Regions from separate parts of the Homo sapiens genome. Here region 2 is linked to region 1. A link is a contact called in ENCODE Hi-C or POLR2A ChIA-PET data. All regions are on one chromosome and are shown on one strand. Each heading gives the region's core, a stretch centred on a gene start or an enhancer-like site at or near the end of the contact. The rest is flanking DNA. Distances are from core to core; before and after follow the strand shown. Region 1 holds the start of CAMKK2 (calcium/calmodulin dependent protein kinase kinase 2). Region 2 overlaps HPD (4-hydroxyphenylpyruvate dioxygenase).

What was found. A loop is a pair of places that touch in the nucleus more often than their neighbours do. ChIA-PET counts read pairs that join two places held with the same protein, here RNA polymerase II (POLR2A). Pooled maps may share reads with other maps.
Region 2: a loop to region 1 is called in a map of CD8-positive, alpha-beta T cell, with 10 times the contacts of the local background. The contact joins the enhancer-like site here to the promoter of CAMKK2 in region 1. A Hi-C loop is called at or near these places in 1 of 168 maps with a recorded cell type or tissue (CD8-positive, alpha-beta T cell) and 8 of 50 pooled maps. POLR2A ChIA-PET finds 5 or more read pairs at or near these places in 2 of 52 experiments (activated T-cell and activated naive CD4-positive, alpha-beta T cell).

Annotation. Positions count from the first base shown.
Region 1 is chr12:121,294,032-121,298,318 of GRCh38, forward strand. It overlaps CAMKK2 (calcium/calmodulin dependent protein kinase kinase 2), which reads right to left and starts at 2,678. Exons shown (of 17, transcript NM_001270485.2): 1 at 2,607-2,678. RefSeq lists a silencer at 2,214-3,363.
Region 2 is chr12:121,837,108-121,841,394 of GRCh38, forward strand. HPD (4-hydroxyphenylpyruvate dioxygenase) reads right to left here. Exons shown (of 14, transcript NM_002150.3): 13 at 2,825-2,941; 14 at 2,420-2,731. The coding sequence ends at 2,621. Among named protein-coding and RNA genes, the nearest start is that of TIALD, 17 kb to the right of the region's middle. RefSeq lists enhancers at 1,741-2,411, 3,083-3,752 and a silencer at 2,374-2,573. Within about 2 kb of position 2,549, at least 16 of the 41 ENCODE cell types and tissues checked have a DNase peak (open chromatin) inside an H3K27ac peak, as active enhancers do.

The sequences.
Region 1 (4,287 bases), core at 1,428-3,927:
AAGTGATTCTCCTGCCTCAGCCTCCCAAGTAGCTGGGATTACAGGTGTGTGCCACCACGCCCAGCTAATTTTTGTATTTTTAGTAGAGATGGGGTTTCACCATGTTGGCCAGGCTGGTCTCGAACTCCTGACCTCAGGTGATCCTCCTGCCTCGGCCTCCCAAAGTGCTGGGATTACAAGCGTGAGCCACCACGCCCAGCCAGGGGAGGGTGATTCTTTATGTCGTGGCCCTGGCCTGCCTACAGGACACTTTAGTAGGCATCCCTGACTCCCGCCCACTAAAAGCCAGGAGTGCTTAGCATCATTTTGACAACCAAAAGTCGCCCCCACACTTTCCCAAATCCCTGCCAGGAGGGTGGGACCACCCCCGGATGAGAACTAGTGCATTGTTATTAGTGACTATATTTAGCTACCAGCCCACTAGCCATATCTAAGGATGGGCAGTACTACAGACCCTGCATAGAGCTGCATCGGCAAACACTGATGTAGTGAATAAACAAAACAAAACAAACTCCTGGGCTCCTCAAGAAGCTCAGGGCAGCCTTGCCAGGGTCTCTGCTCTTGAACAGGTGCACAAAGGTTCTAAGGCCTGACATGCCTGCACTGGCTGTGTGACCCTGAGCAAGTTACTTAACTTCTCTGAGCCCTTCTATAAAATGGGGCTAAATCCTAGCAACACTGCAGGATTTCTGTAAACCTCAGTCTCCTAATCTCTACTATGGGGTTAAAATTCCCTACGTTGTAGGATTTGGTAGGCATTAAATGAGATAATGCATGTAACACATAGCACAGAATCTGGCAGGCAGCAAGAACTCAATAGATGTTAGTTTTTAATACTGTTATTATTATTATTGTCCAGGGCCAGGTGGCAGCTCATGCCTGTAATCCTAGCACTTGGGAGACTGACGTAGGCGGATCACTTGAGGTAAGGAGTTCAAGACCAGCCTGACCAACATGGTGAAACCCCTTCTCTACTAAAAATACAGAAATTAGCCAGGCATGGTGGTGGGCGCCTGTAATCCCAGCTACTGGAGAGGCTGAGGCATGAGAATCGCTTGAACCCGGGAGGCGGAGGTTGCAGTGAGCCAAGATTGTGCCACTGCACTCCACCCTGGGCAACAGAGACTCCGTCTCAAAATAAATAAATAAGTATTCTTATTATTATCCAAGTTAGGGGCTCATCAAATGATGGCTATTACTCTTCATTACAAAAATATGTTTTGCGTCCTCATCACCAATGCCTGCTTCCTCCATAGGAAGGGTGTGTGTCACCAATGCCTGCTTCCTCCATAGGAAGGGTGTATGAGCAGCAGTCTGGAAGGGGTATGTGGGGCTTGCCCTAAAGCTGCATTTGCATGGCATGCACACTATTTATTCTGAAACTGCATGTTTTTGTGGGGTGATTAGGGAAGAGGGTGGCTAACTCCCCCAAAGCCCTCCCCTTGTTGCAGCCCCCGCCTCCTCCAAGGAACAAAGGAGCTTATGGGGACATAAAGCCATCCTCTTCTCTCTCCTCTGGGGGCAGAGCTAGGGGAGGGGGAGTGGTAAATGGCAGCACAGCTCTAGGGCACCTGAAGTTTCTATCCCCTGCGTGGAGACTCCAAACACCAGGCTGGGGAAGGTAAAAGTAGCCTGTAGGGAGATGGACGCTGCAGGTCCCATCCGGAGGCCAGGTATCCCTCTCTTGCTGATAGCACTGAGACGCCCTCCCCAAAGCTCAGCCTTCTCGGGGAGATCGGAGGGGCTGAGCTGCATCCTGTCCAGCACTAAGTGAGAGTGGCCAGGAGGGCAGGCTGGCAGAGCTGTGAAAGCACCCACTTCCCCAGCTAGGCAGTGCAGGGGCTGGGGGAAAGCCAGGAAAAGCTCAAGGCTGGGTCGGGTGGCACCCCAGGCACAGAGCCCCAATGCTGAGAGGGGCTGGGTCCAGTGTCCCTGAGAGTCAGGCGGACGCCTCTCCGCATTCACAGCATACTGCAACCCCGAGGTGAATTTAGGTCAGAAGGACCAAGCCTGTGAGGCTCCGGCTGAGAGAAGAGGTGCGGTGGGGGTGGTCAAAGGGCAGACCGAAGACAGCCAAAGGTCCCCTAGGTCCCCACAACTGCTGGCCTAGGGTCCTGCCACCTGGTGTCCAAGCCACCAGGGCCTGGGTTTGCCCCGAGACAGGCAGGCTGCGGGGTGGGGGTGCTCCAAGTCCGCTGGTCCTCTCTTCCCCGGAACGCTCCAGATTTCCCCACCTGTCAAACGCGAGGGGCTGGGCCTAGGCCGCCTCCACGAACCCTGACGGACCCGGCCCCCGGTGACCCCGGTTCCAAACTCCAGGACCGCCCCTGCCACCCGGACAGGGCGCGGCCCAGCCGAGGAGGCCATCCCGAGGCCCAGGGCGCCCAGAGGACGCGGGGGAAGGGCTGTCGGGGACCGTGTCCCTCCACGTGGCGGGGCGTGGGGAGGCGCACGTGGGGTCCCTCCGTGTTGGGAGCCCCAGGCCAGCCTCCGGGCTTTGTGTGCCATGCCGGCGGCGGTCCCCCGCCTCGAGAGGGAAACGGAGCGGGCGCCCGGGGCCGCGGCGGCTGCGTCCCTTGCCCCGGGCCCGGCTACCGCCAGCTCACCTGGGCTCCGCGCCGCCGCCGCCTCCCGCGCTCTGCGCCCCCAGCTCGGCTCGGCTCGGCTCAGCTTGCTCTGCGCGGCCGCGCGCTCCTCTCCTCCGCCCGGGCGGCGGGCGCGCGGGGGGCGGGGGCGGGAGGAGCCGCCCGGCTCGGCTTGGGCGCGTCGCCGCCCCGGGCAGCGCGGGGATTGGCCACGGCGGCGGGAAACCCGAAAGCGGAACCGCCCGCGCCCGCCGCGCACCGCCCCCTGCGCGCCCCCGCCGGCTCGGCCCTGCGCCGGGGAGGGGTGGGGAGGCGGGAGCCTGCAAAGACGAAAGTAGCGAAGAGGCGAAGGGCAAGGAGCAGAAAGGGAGGAGGCGAAGAACGGGGGAAGAGAGGCCCGGCCGGGAGGATCGGAGGCGGCTGGGAGGAGAGCCTGGAGGGGCGCGGAGCGCAGGAGGTGGCGCCGCAACTTTGTACCCGCTCGCCCGCGGCGCGCACCTGCCCAGGTTCTTCCCGCGGCGCCCTCGGGCGGGCCGCGCCGGCAGCGCTTGCTTTGTTTAGCCAAATGCCGGGGCTGCAGGGCGCCTCCGGGCTGACCCTGGGAAAGTTCCCCCAAGCCGGCAAGAACACCCGGGGCCCCTCCTGTGGCGACCCGGCTGCTGCCCCTGCGCTAGGCGCCGGGCGGTGGATGCGGCCTGGACTTTGGGCCACCACCGACTCGGGGGAGCCCCCTTCCGCAGCTGCCTGCCGACTGACCACTTGCTCAGGGCCGGCCCTAAAGGCTGGGGGAAGGCGTTCCTCTCCCATCCCCAGCCCACCTGGATGCACCATTGAAGTTCATTCTGGCTTTTCCAGATGGCTACTTAGATGCTTTTTGTGAAATACAGCATATTCTTCCCATTCTCCCCTTTTTGGCACTTACTTTGCTGGAGCCTTAAGTGTGCGTTGGATCCCCCAGCTGGATAACAGCACTGTGCGGGGAAGAGGAGAAACGAAGACCTGGAGGGCTCCCTGAACCGTCCTACGGGGTCGAGCGACCCAGGGGATGTCTCACTGACCCTGCCAAACAGCCAAAAGGGAATCGAGTTGACAGGAGAGTCAACCTCCAAGTTAATAAAAGGTTCAAAGCCCTCTAGTTAACTGGGTGGATTTCCAGCCCGTTCCGATGTGCTTCTCTTGTATTTCTAGGCCGTAGGGACACTCACATGCAACGAGCCAATGAGAGCTCCACCCCGACTCCCTTTTTTTTTTTTTTTTTTTTCTTTTCTGAAACGGAGTCTCGCTCTGTCGCCCACGCTGGAGTGCAGTGACGCGATCTCGGATCACTGCAACCTCTGCCTCCCAGGTTCAAGCAGTTCTCTGCCTCAGTCTCCCGAGTAGCTGGGATTACAGGCGCCGGCCACCATACTTGGCTAATTTTTGTATTTTTCGTAGAGATGGGGTTTCACCATGTTGTCCAGGCTAATCTTGAATTCCTGACCTCGTGATCCACCCGCCTTGGCCTCCGAAAGTGCTGGGATTACAGGTGTGAGTCACCGCGCCCGGCCCACTCCCATTTTTTTTTCTTTGTTTTTTTTGTTTGTTTGTTTGTTTGTTTGTTTGTTTGTTTTGAGACAGGGTCTCTCTGTGTTGCCCAGGCTGGAGTGCAGTAGCACGATCACGGCTCGCTGCACCCTCGACCTCCCCAGGCTCAGGTGATCCT
Region 2 (4,287 bases), core at 1,299-3,798, 540 kb after region 1:
ACCTCCCAATATTTATTTTTGAGATGGAGTCTCACTCTGCCACCCAGGCTAGAGTGCAGAGGCGTGATCTCGGCTCACTGCAAGCTCCACTTCCCAGGTTCAAAGGATTCTCCTGCCTCAGCCTCCCGAGTAGCTGGGATTACAGGCACCCTCCTCCATTCCCGGCTAATTTTTGTATTTTTAGTAGAGGCGAGGTTTCACCCTGTTGGGCAGGCTGGTCTCTAACTCCTGACCTCAAGTGATCCACCTGCCTCAGCCTCCCAAAGTGCTGGGATTACAGGCATGAGCTACCGCACCTGGCCATATGTGCCCAACTTTCTAAAATGTTGACTCAAATTTGTTTGAAACCATGCAGGCAAAACGAAGTAGGTCTATGAGCCACATTTGGTCTGTAAGCCACTAGTTTGCATCCTTCTGGGTTATACAATTTCCCTTCTTCACATTAAGTCACAGGAGAATAGAGGGGGAGTATTTTTTTTGCACGGAATCCTTTGGGTTCTCTCTGATCTCTTTATTTCTGAAGTTCGTGATCCCAGAAGCTCTGATTTCTTCTATAATCTGAAAAAAATCCCCAATTCCCACCATTATACCAACTCAGAGTATTTTTTTCTTCTATTGAGCTCTGCTGCCTCCTAGCTCTGAGTTGACTTATCCTCACGGAGGGTTCTCAAGCATTAGAAGCAGAAAGAGGCCAGAGACAGTGGCTCATTCCTATAATTCCAGCACTTTGGAAGGCTGAGGTGGGCGGATCACCTGAGACCAGGAATTCGAGACTGGCCAACATAGTGAGATCCCATCTCCATGAAAAATAAAAACAAAATTAGCTGGGCGTGGTGGCACATGCCTATAGTCCCAGCTACTTGGGAGGCTGAGGTAGGAGGATCACCTGAGCTCAGAAGGTGGAGGTTGCAGTAAGCCAAGAGCACACCACTGCACTCCAGCCTGAGCAATGGAGTGAGACTCTGTCTAAAAAAAAAAAAAAAAGAGAGAAAAAGAAAAAAAAAAGAGGCCAAATTTGCCCACCACCAACTCTTACCTGGTTTTGAAGAAAGAATCTCCTTCCTAGGGTTTTAGGACCCAGCTGCCTCATTCTTTTGCAAGGATCACTCACTCTTCTATGAGTATGAACAAGCCCCTTTCCAAAAGAAGTCCTCACTGCGGGCAAGGCTGGGGCAGTGCAGCTGCGTGGGTGGTCATGGGCACTGCCCTGCTGAGGGCAGGGACTGGGATACCAGGCCCCTCCTACCTGCTTTATCTCTGAGACCAGGAACCAAGGGACCATATCCTACAGTTGATGAGCAGGGATGCTGCCCCTAGAGTCCCTTGTCTAACACTCTCCCCTCTCCTGTGTTCAGAGGTTTGGGCTCTGGGTAGCAAAACTGAAGACAGCTCATCTTTAGAGATCATCGGCCGGGCGCGGTGGCTCACGCCTGTAATCCCAGCACTTTGGGAGGCCGAGACCATCCTGGCTAACAAGGTGAAACTCCGTCTCTGCTAAAAATACAAAAAATTAGCCGGGCGTGGTGGCGGGCGCCTGTAGTCCCAGCTACTCGGGAGGCTGAGGCAGGAGAATGGCGTGAACCCGGGAGGCGGAGCTTGCAGTGAGCCGAGATCGCACCACTGCACTCCAGCCTGGGGGACAGAGCGAAACTCCGTCTCAACAACAACAAAAAGAGATCATCAAGCCGGCAGACAAGATGCTGCCAAACTCTGACCCCACCTCAGGGCCTTTCTCCGTTCGCTCTTCCTGGAATCCTTTTCCCGAGCATGGTCCCATGGCTGGCTCCCAAATGTCACCTTCTCGGAGAGGTCTTCCGTTATCAAAATTAGCTCCCCTGCGATCTTCGCTTCCACATATTCTCATCAACTGCCTTTTTTTTTTTTGAGACAGGGTCTCACTCTTGCCCAGGCTGGAGTGCAGTGTCAGGATCAGGGCTCGCTGCAGCTTAGACCTCTGTCCATCAATCGATCCTCCCACCTCAGCCTCCTGAGTAGCTGGGACCACAGGTGTGCGCCACTACGCCAGGCTAATTTTTATTTGTTATTTGTGTAGACGCAGGGGGGTCGGGGTCTTGCTATGTTACCGGGCTGGGCTCGAACTCCTGGCCTCAAGCGATCCTCCCACCTCTGCCTCCCAAAGCGCTGAAATTACAGGTGTGAGCCACCACGCCCGGCTCATCGCTTGCTTTATTGTCTGAATCGCGTTTATCTCTCTACAAAAGCAGTGTCATCCGTCTTTCCCTCCAGAGCAAGTCCCCTTCCTTCCCTGGTTCCAGAATTCCCCTCTCCGCGTGGTCCCGCTGGCAAAGCGCTGGCACCCGCAGCTCCTCGGTCCCGCGGCGCTGGCGGCCGCCCTGGCCTCCCCCTGGCTGCCATAAGGCACTACTGCCTTATGCGCAACACAAACACAGACACAGTATTGGACCGGGGCACGCTTTAATCGGGAGGGCTGGAGCAGAGGGCGGCCCCGCCGAGGGGCGTGGTCAGTGTGGGCGGAGCCTTGGGGGCCGAGTCCGCTGGTGGGCGGGACCCAAGGGGAGCAGCCAGTAGGGAAGTTGGGCGAGTTCCAGAATCAGGGGGCGTGGCTGTGTGGCTGTGGCCTCCGTGGGGTGGGCGGGGCTTACATGCCGGGCACCACCCCATTGGTCTCCATGTTGGTGAGGTTACCCCGCAGGTTCTGCTCCTCCTCGAAAGCCTTGAACAGTGAGTTGAAGTTGCCGGCTCCAAAACCCTGTGGCGGGAAAGAGAGGAGATGAGCCAAGGACCCAGAAAACCGAGTGTGCTAGCTGCCTGTCCCCTCGGGCCTGCCGGGGACAAGCAGTACCTGGTGGTTGTGGCGCTGGATGACTTCCAGGAAGAGCGTGGGCCGGTCCTGCACCGGTTTGGTGAAGATCTGCAGGAGGTAGCCTTTCTCGTCGTAGTCCACCAGGATTTTCAGCTCCTAGGCGGGAGACAGGGGGCTCTGCTAGGGGAGGCTGGCACGGTGAGATCCTTGGAAAGTCCACAGGGGCTCCTGCACCCCAAAAGTCTGGAAATGACCTCTTTTTCTGGCAGTTCAGCCACCTCCAAATATATCCCCAAACTGTCCTATTACTATCCCCCTACTACAGTTCCTAAGGCACCATTCAAGACTGCTGCCCGCTTCTAATCTTGTATCCTTACAATCCATCCTCCCCGCAGACATTATCAGGACACTTTCTTTTTCTTTTTTGAGACGGAGCCTTGCGCTGTTACCCAGGCTGGAGTGCGGTGGCGCAATCTTGGCTCACTGAAACCTCCGCCTTCCGGGTTCAAGCGATTCTCCTGTCTCAGCCTCCCGAGTAGCTGGGACTACAGGCGCAGGCTACCATGCCCGGCTAATTTTTGTATTTTTAGTAAGACGGGGTTTCACGATATTGGTCAGGCTGGTCTCGAACTCCTGACCTCAGGTGATCCACCCACCTCGACCTCCCAAAGTGTTGGGATTACAGGCGTGAGCCACCATGACCTGCTGCGGGATCTTTTAAAAGTCGGATCATGTCATTCCCCTGTTTAAAATCCTCCAGTGGAAATCGGAACCCTCATGTACTGCTGGTGGGACTGTAAAATGGTGCAACCACTTTGGAAAACAGTCTGGCAGCTTCTCAAAAAGTTAAACATATAGTGTTGCTTCCTTAAAATACGGATTAAAAAAAAAAAAGGGGGTGGCCAGGCATGGTGGCTCACTTTGGGAGGCCGAGGCAGGTGGATCACCTGAGCTCAGTTCGAGACCAGCCTGGCCAACATGGGGAAACCCAGTCACTACAAAAAAAAATACAAAAATTAGGCTGGGCAAGGTGGCTCACGCCTGTAATCCCAGCACTCTGGGAGGCTGAGGTGAGTGAATCACCCGAGGTCAGGAGTTCGAGACCAGCCTGGCCAACATGGTGAAACCCCATCTCTACTAAAAATAAAAATAAAAATAAATTGGCTGGGCATGGTGGCACACGCCTGTTATCCCAGCTACTCAGGAGGCAGAGGCAGGAGAATCGCTTGAACCCGGGAAGTGGAGGTTGCAGTGAGCCAAGATCGGCCACTGCTCTCCAGCCTGGGCAACAGAGCAAGACTCTGTCTCAAAAAAAAAAAAAAAAAAATTAGCTGGGCGTGGTGGCGGGCGCCTATAATCCCAGCTACTGGGGAGGCTGAGGCAGGAGAATTGCTTGAACCCAGGAGGCTGGAGGTTGCAATGGGCCAAGATCGCACCACTGCACCCCAGCCTGGGAAACAAAGCAAGACTCCATCTCTAAACAAACAAAAGGGAACATGGAA